Linked DNA regions of Homo sapiens: region 2 is linked to region 1. A link is an interaction called in ENCODE POLR2A ChIA-PET data of the cell type or tissue named here. Cell type or tissue: MCF 10A. All regions are shown on one strand. Each heading gives the region's core, and the rest is flanking DNA. Links, peaks and the distances in the headings are about the cores only.

Region 1 (5,379 bases), core at 723-4,722:
AGAGAACTCTCAATTTTTATTCCTCACCACATTCTTCTTCTTCTTTCCAATAAACTAATAATTTTTATAACAGTGGAGTTCAGGGCTTGCAACAAGGGTTCAGAACAACAGGGTTAATCAGTTATTTGTGTGTATGTGGGCGCATCCCGTGTCACATGTGGGAGTGATAATTGAGTATCTCCCAATTCAGAGATTATTTTGCTCTCTAGGTGTGTTGGTTGTGACACCTACACAAAATGAGTAAGATTAGTAGTATCCCATACAGATTGGAATTACAGACTTTTGACTCAGAACATCCTGGTTGGAGTGAAGGCTCCGAGAATTATCAGTTTTGTGATCATTGGCAAATTATTTATTCTCTCCCAGGCAAGGTTTCCTCATTTTGATAATGGACATACTATTGTAACTAACCTTGTTGGGTTGCTGTGAGAATGATGTAATTATGGATGCACGTATAGAGATATCATGGTGGTATTAAAACACATCTACAAATTCTCTAACACAGTTCCCATGAAGACATGGAGTGGACATCCCTTCCCTTCACAATTTGCCCTGACCTTTTGACTGCCTGGGTGAACAGAATGTGTCAAAGTGACACTGCATGGCTTTTGAGTCTAGGATCTAAAAGCCCACCCAGCTTATGCTTATTTCTCGTGGAAACACACTTTGAGAATCTTCAGCTGGCAAGTAAGCAATACAGTAACTCAAATTACCTTTTATAGAGATGGAGTGGGGGGAGAGAGAGAGAGGGAGAGAGAGAGAGAGAGAGAAAGAAAGAGAGAGAGAGAGAGAGATGTCTGAGTTCCAGTTGGTCCAGCTGCCAGCCTCCAAATTTTGAGTCTTCTTTTCCAGGTACCATTTGAGTAAAGAAACCCTGAAGAAGATTCCAGCCCTAGCCATTGTCTGCCTGCAACTGTGTAAGAGATCCCAAGCATGAACTACCTAACTGAGCCCTGTCAACCCTCAGAATCTTGAGAAATAATAATAATAATTTATTATTATTTTATCCACCATTTTTGTTCGTAGAGGACCAGACAATCAGAACAGAGCTTAACACCTAAGGTATTATTTTAAGTATTTCATATATTTAACTCATTTGCTCCTCACAACTCTGTTACTTTTTCCATTGCACAGTTTGGATAGTTGATGTACAGAGAAGTTAAATGTATCACCTGGCCTTTTCTCCATGCAACAAATAACTCCCAGATCTAGCAATGTAAAATAATAATTCTGTTAATCTGGGCCTGGTTTGGCTGATCTTGGTTGGTGCCACTTATGTGTCTGCAATTAGCAATTGGCTTACTGGGGCCTGGGGAGTCTGCAACGGCCTCATTCACATTCCTGGTCATTGACTCCTCATCTGGGAGGGGGTGAGTGGGCCATGTGATCTTTAATTCCCTTGCAGATTAATCTGGCCTTGTCCTCATGGTGGTGGCAGCATTCCAGGAGAACAAGTGAAGCATTTCAGGGCTCCTGAGGCCTAACCTTGGGGGTGGATCACTTTTGGTTCTGCCATAGTTTGTTCATCACACCAGGTCAAAAAGCCAGCCCAGATTCATGGCATGAGGAAATAAAATCTGTCTCTCAATAGCAAATCACATTGCAAAAGGCAGGGTTATAATGAAGGAGATTCTTGGGGCCATTTTGCAACAATAGGCCACGTTAGGTAACTTGCCCATTGTCACGCAGGTCACAGACAGCAGAGCCAGGATCTGAACCCAGGTACCAGGGCTCCAGAAGGCATACTCTTAACCACCTCACTACATTGCCTCTGAGTACATGAGAGCTATTGTTAGGTCTTGGTGAAATCCACCTCAAAACATAAGCTGGCTCCTATATCAAATGAGAGACCCAAGGTTTTCATAATATGTCACAGCAGATAGCTTGAATCTCTGCTTAACCACTTACCAGATGTTATTCTTGGGTAAATTACTCAAACTCTTTGAATCTCATTTTCCTCACATGAAAAATGATAGTTTTGGTAAGAATTATACTAGACAATAAGGTACAGTCATTTCTGCTAGAACACAGCATATGCCTTCCTAAAAATCACCATGCTATGCAAAATCACACAAGAAACCACAGGCTCATGAGAAAAGTGGGATTAGAGGCACAACACTAAAACATCAGTGACACATGCAAAGAGATGATAGGACTTTAATGAAATGGTGGTGCTGTTTTATGTGTGTTAAATGGTTAGGAAATACATACATAGTACAATAAATACGGCCCTTTACTTTAAAAAAGATCCAAAGTTTGCTTGTGCAACTGGGTGTCAATAGGGTTCAGCTTGTGAGTTATTGTGGCATGATAGATGCAGCACTATCCGAAATTGGCCAAAAAGTTTTAACACTGGGTGTGGACAATGTGACTCATCACATATGTGGTGAACTGAGGCAGCTGGTAGATGTTCAAAGTGTGTTCCTGCATATATTTTGTGTATTCCTAAGCAGTTTGCTTCATCTGAGTGCCATTTTCTGTATTCGATTGGTGTTTCTTGAGGAAAAAAGTTGTGCATAAGCAAACAAAATTCACATTATGTTCAAGTTGTTCCCTAATATATCATTTCATTCTGGAACAAGTTTCTGTTTTCAAAACAAGTATTATAACAAAATTGCCCATGAGTGGTTAGCATGCATATAGCTCTTATTTCCACTCAATAAATATTAGCTCATTACTCTTAATAATGAGGCCTCATTGACTGTAAAAGAAACACATATTGTATTCAATGGTATTAATGTAGGTGAAGAGAGGATGCATGGGTGTCTGGCAAGGAATATGCAAAAAGTAAGGCCAGTGAGCAAGAATTGTCAGTGTGTTTCCAGCACCGGCCGGCGAATCCAAGTGTCCTGCTTTCTTGGCAAGTAAATCTCAATTTGAAAATGGATGTGTCAGGCCTAATGGCACTGGTGATTAAGGTCATCCAGCTTCCTCCTCCTGCTCCCAGTCTGGGCTCACTCGGCAAACTCCTGATTATGACCTACCCTCTCATGTCATTGCAAGGCTGTGTTCTCCTGCTGACATAAACATTCTGGACCACTTGGCAATTACATTTCTTAGAGTGAATTGCAAAATTGGCACTCTGCTTTGTACATTGGTCTCTTGTAAATTCCCAGGGATTAATCAACTACAAGTACACTGACACTTTGTATTTTCTGGATCTGCAAAGCTAGGGAGCAGATGCTGGAATGCCATGACCTGCAAAATGACTGTGCCCTACCACGCCTGCCAGCTGCCTCCCCAGATGACACATTCACCCGCTCTCGAACTGCAAGTGCTGGCACATAACTGCCTCAGATCTGGACAAATGTACGTGTGGGATGTAAGACAGGTTTTTTCTAAGGTCCCTTCTCTTACAGAATTAGAATCAATTTCTTCCTTCACTAGTAATTTATTTCAATAGCTAGGGTCTGAACTTCAAGCATAGCATCTCTACTTATAACAACTTAGATTTTGGGTAGCTGACTTGACTTTGAATGAATTTGCACCTGCAAATACTGATTTTTCTCTTTCTTTGGTAGGTAAATTACCTTAAAAGTAAAAGACTATGACATTCAGAGGTCTACTCTATTCCCTATTCATCTTGAACCAAGCTTGAACTAACAAAAGCACATATGATTAATGTCATCAAAGAAAGAACTAAAATATAAATAGACCCTTTTATTTTGCTTCATTGCAATAGTGTCAGACATCTAACTCCATGACTAGTTCTGAAATGCACCACTTTTGAAGATGCTAGGTTTGCAATCTTTTTTCTTACCAATTGAGTGAATTTGTAGGTTTTACCTATGGATGAATGTATAGTAGTATAAATAAACTGGATATTTGCAAATGTTTATTGTAGTCTGAAGGCAAAAATAATTATCCATTTCGGCAAGTTGGAACCGTAACCATCACCTGAAATGTTCAAAACCTGTAAAGATCAGTATTATCAATATCTGTCATCTCATAAGAATGCCTTAGTGTTTAAGCTAATTCAATTATAGTTTGCATATTTCTAGAATGAAACACCATCTTTTATGATATAATGTGCTAAGGATATAATAATTGTATGATCTTTGGCCTCCAAGAGTATGAATCTGACTGAAGCAATATTCAAATAAATTAGTCATTCAATCACTAATTCATTTATTTAACAAACTCATGTAGAGAACTTGAGGGCTAGGAATTGTTTTAGACATTGAGATTGCAACCATAAACTTGAGAGACAAGGTCTCTGTTTTGGTGAGAGGAAGTACACAAATAAACAAGATAATTTTAGATAGCCAAGAGAGCAATGAAGAAAATAAAACAGGGTGAATTAATGCAGAATGAGTAGGGAGGATTAATGCAGAATGAGTAGGGAGGATGGTACTTTAGCTGGGATTATTAGGGATGGTTTCTTTGAGTAGAAGACATCTGTGCTGAGATCTGAATATCAGCACATGGCCGCTATGAGGATCTGAAAGACGTAGTCAAGGGCTTCAAGACTGCGATAAGTCACCAGGAGCACTGGCTCACGTCTATAATCCAAGCACTCTGGAAGGCAGAGTGAATGAGACTCAGTTTCAAAAAATAAAAATGAAAAGAAAAAAAAGACCATGATAAGTGACATAATTTGGATATGTGTCCCTGTCCAAATTTCAGGTTGAAATGTAATCCCCAATGATGGAGGTGGGGACTGGTGGGAGCCGATTGGATCATGGGAGCAGACTTCTCAGGAATGATTTAGTACCATCCCCTTGGTACTGTTCTTGTGACAGTGAGTGAGTTCTTATGAGATCTGGTTACCATAGCTCAAAAACAGGCATAGACAATGCATACACAAATGAACGTGGCTTTGTTCCAATTAAACTTTATTAACAGAATCAAATATCCGTCACATTTGGCCTGCTGGCCATGGTTGGGCAAACTCTGGTCTAGATATAACCATTTTCAGCACTTCCAAGTTTCTTCTTTTTCTCCTTTGTTTCTTATTCCCTATCTCTTCATTCTCATTCTTTTGGTTTTGTTAGTCTTAATCTTTGAAACCCCGATATTTTTCTTACATTACTTAAATCATTTATAGTCTCATCAACTATGATATTCCAGAAAATCAATCTGCTTGAAGATTTGGTTGGATGGCCTATGATAGTGACTTGCCCAATACCACACCACCTTCTTGGTGAAAAGTGTACAAAAGTATTCATTTCTCACTTACTGCTCTATCTTCTGAATTAGTTTTCTGGCACAGAAAAACTGATTACAAAGATAAGGAGTCATATATTATTAGTTATTGTCTCCAACTGCTATGTAAAATCAAATAGCAAGTTCTATTAACTCTTCCTCATGAAGTTTTCTATCCATCTATTGAGAATAATCTTGGATGATCTACGTAAGATTGGATCCAACCAGAAAAGA
Region 2 (5,379 bases), core at 744-4,743, 170 kb before region 1:
TTTCAAAAGAAAAAATTATCCAGGTGTGGTTGTAGGTACCTGTAGTCCCAGCTACTCAGGAGGCTGTGGTGGGAGGATAGCTTGAGCCCAGGAAGTTGAGGCTACTGTGAGCTGTGATTGTGCCACTGCACTCCAGCCTGAACAACAGAGTGAGACTTGTCTCAAGAAAGAAAGAGAGACAGAGAGAGAGAGAATGAAGATTAAACACAGAGCAACTCTGGTCCTGATAGCTTTCCATTTTCCATGATGTCCATTGGAATTCTGGCTTCAGTCTTTGACTTCTGTGAGATTTATATACTTTTTTAAAAAAAAAATATATATATATATATATTTATTATACTTTAAGTTCTAAGGTACATGTGCACAACGTACAGGTTTGTTACATATGTATACATGTGCCATGTTGGTGTGCTGCACCCATTAACTCATCATTTACATTAGGTATATTTCCTAATGCTATCCCTCCCCCCTCCCCCCACCCCACAACAGGCCCCGGTGTGTGATGTTCCCCTTCCTGTGTCCAAGTGTTCTCATTGTTCAATTCCCACCTATGAGTGAGAACATGTGGTGTTTGGTTGTTTGTCCTTGTGATAGTTTGCTCAGAATTATGGTTTCCAGCTTCATCCTTGTCCCTACAAAGGACATGAACTCATCATTTTTTATGGCTGCATAGTATTTGATATTAAAGGATTTTAAGCAGAGGAATAACATGGTCACTCTGAATTTAAAATTTTACTTATGAAATTGATAGTAATCGATGATTAGTTGTTGAGCATGAAAGAGAAGGAAGAATCAAGTGAGAATCTCAAATTTCTGGTGCAAGCAATGAAGTGCCATTCACTCTGTTTCTTGGTAGAGAAGTTGCTTTGAGGGGGGAAGTTGTTATCAGTTTAGGACATGTTGATTTTGAGTTACTTCTAGGTCTCAAAATGGAGATGTCTATAGATAGTAAAACATATAGCTTGGCAGCTCATGTGAGATGACTGACCTAGAGTTACAGCTTTTTGAGTCATAAACATATAGATGGTAACTAAAACCATGGGAGAAAATGGGATCACTTAAAAACCGTAGGATGAGGACCAGGTCAGACAGCCGAGAAATTCCTATAATGGAAGATGGTAAAGGGGAGATGAGTTGGTACTGAGGAAAAGTACTTTAAAAAACAGGAGCAAAACTAGAGAATGTGGGTCACAGAAAGCAAGAGAAAAAATATTGCTCTGGATGGAGAAAGTGGTGAATTTTGTTAAAATGCCAATGCAAGTTAAATGATGTTGGAAGTGAGAAGTGTGAATTTAGTGTCATGGAGACCATTGGTGACCTTAGAGAGAATAGTTTTGGAGGAGTTCCACGGATGGCAGGGGGCAATAGAATAAGGAGGTTAAAAATGTGGGGAAGGTGTATGATACACTCTTTAGGTTGTAATTCAAGTAGTGGAATTGACAGGTCAAAGTTATGTAATAAAAATTTTTAAATATTTTGCCTACTTGCCTTTCAGAAAGTTTTTTTTAAAATAAATTTATAGTCTTCCCTACAGTTTTGGAAGTACTATATTTTCATGCTCCCTTGCCAGCCTTTTAAAATATTATCACAAATTAAATAAGAAAATAAGATAGACCAGGCACGGTGGCTCATGCCTGTAATCCCAGCACTTTGGGAGGCCGAGGTGGGTGGATCACCTGAGGTCAGGAGTTCCAGACCAGCCTGGACAACATGGTGAAACCCCGTCTCTACTAAAAATACAAAAAATAAATAAATAAATAAATAAGTTAGCCTGGCATGGTGATGCATGCCTGTAATCCCAGCTACTCAGGAGGCTGAGGCAGGAGAATCGCTTGAACCTGGGAGGCGGAGGTTGCAGTGAGCCGATATCGCACCATTGCACTCCAGCTTGGGCAACAAGAGCGAAACTCCATCTCAAAATAAAATAAAATAAAATAAAATAAATAAGATAAATCTAATTGATATTTAATTTGTATTTGTTTGTTAGTGAGGCTGAACATCTTTTCATGTTTTTTGACTACATTTAGTCCTTTTATGAATAATTCTTCATATACCTTGTCCATTTTTCTGTTGTGGCTTAGATTTTTAATAAATTGATTCATAAGATCTTTATGTCTTGATGTTTTTAATTTGATGTTTTCATATATGATAATATTTTTTCCTGTTAATCTTTTTTCTCTGTTCTTTTTCATATATAAGTTTTTTAAAGTTTCATGTATAAAATCTAATTATATTTTTCATTATGCTTTCTGTCTTTGATGTTTTGTTTAGAATGGCCTTTCCACTTCTAGTCTATATACATATTCATTAAATTTTCATCTTTTATGTTTTTTTATTTTTTATTCTAATTTTTAATTCACATGGAACTCACTTTGTTGTAACATCTTAGATGGGAATTCAGTTTTATTTGTTTCTAGTAACTAGCTGATTATCTCAACATGTTCCATACTAATTTAGAGTTGGAGTCTGAAGAATTAATAGAATTTTGTAGGTGAAAGGATTGGAATGAGAAGATTATTTCAGGTAGAGAAAATAGTATGTGCAAATGCCCTGAGGTGGGAGAGTGCATGGTGATGTCAAGAGTTTCTAAAAAGAGAGTAGTGTTATATGAAATTCGAAAAGTGGGTGTGGAGCTGGTATTTTAGGCCCTATTAAAAATTTAATTTTTGTTCCAGGACAGCAGAAAGTCATTGAAAATGAAGAGAGTTAATAAAACAAAAGAAAAGAGGACAGATGGTGGGATGCTTGGTTAATGATTGAGTGGTAGAATAGTTTTTATGATAACAAAGTCTCATGGTAATGAAACTAATTGGCTAAGGTTTGAGAAAAGTTGTTGAGGATGAAAAGATTAAAGAATAAGGGCACTGGATACGTTGTACAAGTGCGTATCATAGGCAATCAGGATTCTAAAAGGACTTGATTTGGGGAAGAAGGCACTGAGCCAGGTGTGTTTTGTAGTATATTACATTGTTATGTTAATTATACTAAAATATACTATATTAAGCAGAGGAAAATAGCCAAATGTTATAGTTTTAAAACTTTACTCACCAATGAGAAAGAAACAACTATTTTGCTCATGTCATGGAATTCTCATTATGCTCAGGGACTTGTCAACTCTGGAAGAAAGAATATGTTGCCGTTCACCTGAAGGAGACAGTGTAGTATTGACAACAGTAGACTGTGGAATAAGACAAGTCTGGATTTGAATGCTGATGACATGGGGTAATTAACCTCACCCCTTTAAGCCTCAAGTTTTGAATCATTCACATAGGATTTCTAATGCCAATTTTATGAAAGTGCAGTCAGGATGAAATCAGATAAAATGTGTGACACATCAACCATAGTGCCTGGCATTTAACATGTGCTAAATAAATTGAAATTCTTCTCCTGTGAGAAATCCTATCTAGGGAAATACCAGTTGTAAGTAGGAACCTGTGAGCTGTCCCATTGGGTTTTGGTCGAAAAAACAGTTTTTCAAATTATAATTTTTTTGCAACGGAACAAGCAAATGAATAGTTTGTCAAAGATGGCAAGATGCTTTACTTCTTAAATTCCTTTATAATATGGAAACTTAATTCCATTCTGTGGTGATTATAGTTCAGTCTCTGAAGATAATTGCACCTAATTGTGATCTTGTTACGAATAACTTTGTAGAGAGAAATGCAGCTAAACAATGAGGTTGATTACCTGAGGTTTACAGCATTCAGAGAAATGACAAAAATAGGGCAGAGTCCTTGGCTGAATATTGATTAGTGAATAAAAACTAGGGTATTCTTTGAGATTTAAGAAGTGTACTTTTCTTTCAGCTCCTGTGAGAACTAGGCAAATTAGTGGCAATCTTGCCCACTTGGGGGTAGACAATATTGTTTTTACTAGTTAGTAATGTTAAGTACAATTTATTGTGTGTCTACTATGTCCCAGAAGCTTTCCAAGCACTGAACAAATTTATAATTGCTTTTTTCCCCCCATTCTCCAGATGAAAAAGCTGAGGCTGGGAGAAATAAAGTGATTCATCCACGGTTAATGGCAGAGTCGGAATTTGAACCCATGTTGGTCTTTAAAGCCTGAGTCTACCTCCTGTGTTATTCTGCCTCCAGGCAAAGCTCTGGGAGGCGTAGGTGTTACATTTCTGGACTATTCTAAAAGGAACATAGATAACAAAATGTCTTAGGAAGCTGATTTACTTAGGGTTCTGAAAAGAACTGAACCAAGAGGTTTATTATAAGGAATTAGCTTACACAATTACAAAGGCTGGCACGTCCCAAATCTGCTTTGTGGGCTGGCAAACTGGATACCCAGAAAAGCTATGCAGCAGATGAAGCCTGAGGTAGTTTGCTGGAGAATTCCCTCTTGCTCAGGGATATTGGGTTTTTTGTTCTATTCAGGCCTTCAACTGATTGGATGAGACCCACTCACATTATGGAAGGCAATCTGCTGTTCAAAGTCCATGGACTAATATGTTAATCTCATCCCAAAACACCCACCAAGTTGACACATAGAATTAAACATCACAGAAACTTTGAAGAGTCTGCATTTAAAAGTCAGTTCTCCAGAAGGTGGAATTTAACAGGCAATTACATAGTTTTCTACCTTAATAATTAGCAGAGCCCACTTAATGGAACTGAAGGAAGAGTACAGTATGTTAGATGATGCTATAACTGTTAAGGATAAACTGTAATTCCTAGATTCATAGCAGATAAAATTCTAACTATAAAAATCCAACCTCTGAGCTTTGGTTTGAAAAACTACCACTCTAGGTATAGCAACTGTCACTGCAGGCTTATCTTTGTAATAATGATAATAATGATACATAGTGGTAGTAACAATAGTTAACAGTTATTGGCTGCTTCTTGTAAGCCAGACATAGCTTCTGTTGTTTTCATGTGTTACTCTTGTTTAATTGTCTCAGCACTAGGAAGAAGGGACTATTACTACTCTTATATGCCTTCTATTCTATGTATGGAAACAGAGTCTCAGAGAGGTTAGAAAGTTAGCCACAGTAAGGCAGACAGTAAACAGCGGATCCAGAATTCAAAGAAATACAGAATGTTTTCAGCACATGCTACACATAACGGAGATTTGGGGCACCAAAGTCCATTTGCCCTCAAATCTCTCACCATTACTTGTCACAGTGTCTGAAGTTGTCACCATTAGAAGGATCAAATAATTGGAAAACCAAATCATCAACACTAATTGTGTGTCAGCACTCATGAAGTTTCTTGGGGGTATAGAAAGAATGATGAACTGGACTCCTTACCTTGAAAGAACTAGCAGTCTTGTTGGAGAACCTTGAATAGACCCAAAAGGAAGAAATACTTGGGGCTGAATTGCCTCCACACATTTGATATATTGTTTTCTTGTATTTAGGGGGTGGGAATT

Evidence for each region. ChIA-PET counts read pairs that join two places held together with the same protein. Peaks named below come from ENCODE experiments on the same cell type or tissue, not always from the same donor. Only the 100,000 strongest peaks of a DNase experiment are listed, where the experiment ranks them.
Region 2: POLR2A ChIA-PET joins it to region 1 with 8 read pairs; 2 of 35 experiments call an interaction of 5 or more read pairs at or near these places.

The regions. Positions count from the first base shown.
Region 1 is chr10:90,172,379-90,177,757 of GRCh38, forward strand. It overlaps LOC105378426 (a long non-coding RNA gene), which reads left to right. Exons shown (of 4, transcript XR_946198.3): 1 at 1-687; 2 at 853-917; 3 at 1,027-1,062; 4 at 3,170-3,847. Among named protein-coding and RNA genes, the nearest start is that of LINC01375, 220 kb to the left of the region's middle. In MCF 10A, for the core only: no CTCF peak of the experiment used is centred there; a DNase peak (open chromatin) is centred at 3,133.
Region 2 is chr10:90,004,168-90,009,546 of GRCh38, forward strand. No RefSeq gene overlaps it. Among named protein-coding and RNA genes, the nearest start is that of LINC01375, 49 kb to the left of the region's middle. In MCF 10A, for the core only: no CTCF peak of the experiment used is centred there; a DNase peak (open chromatin) is centred at 3,224.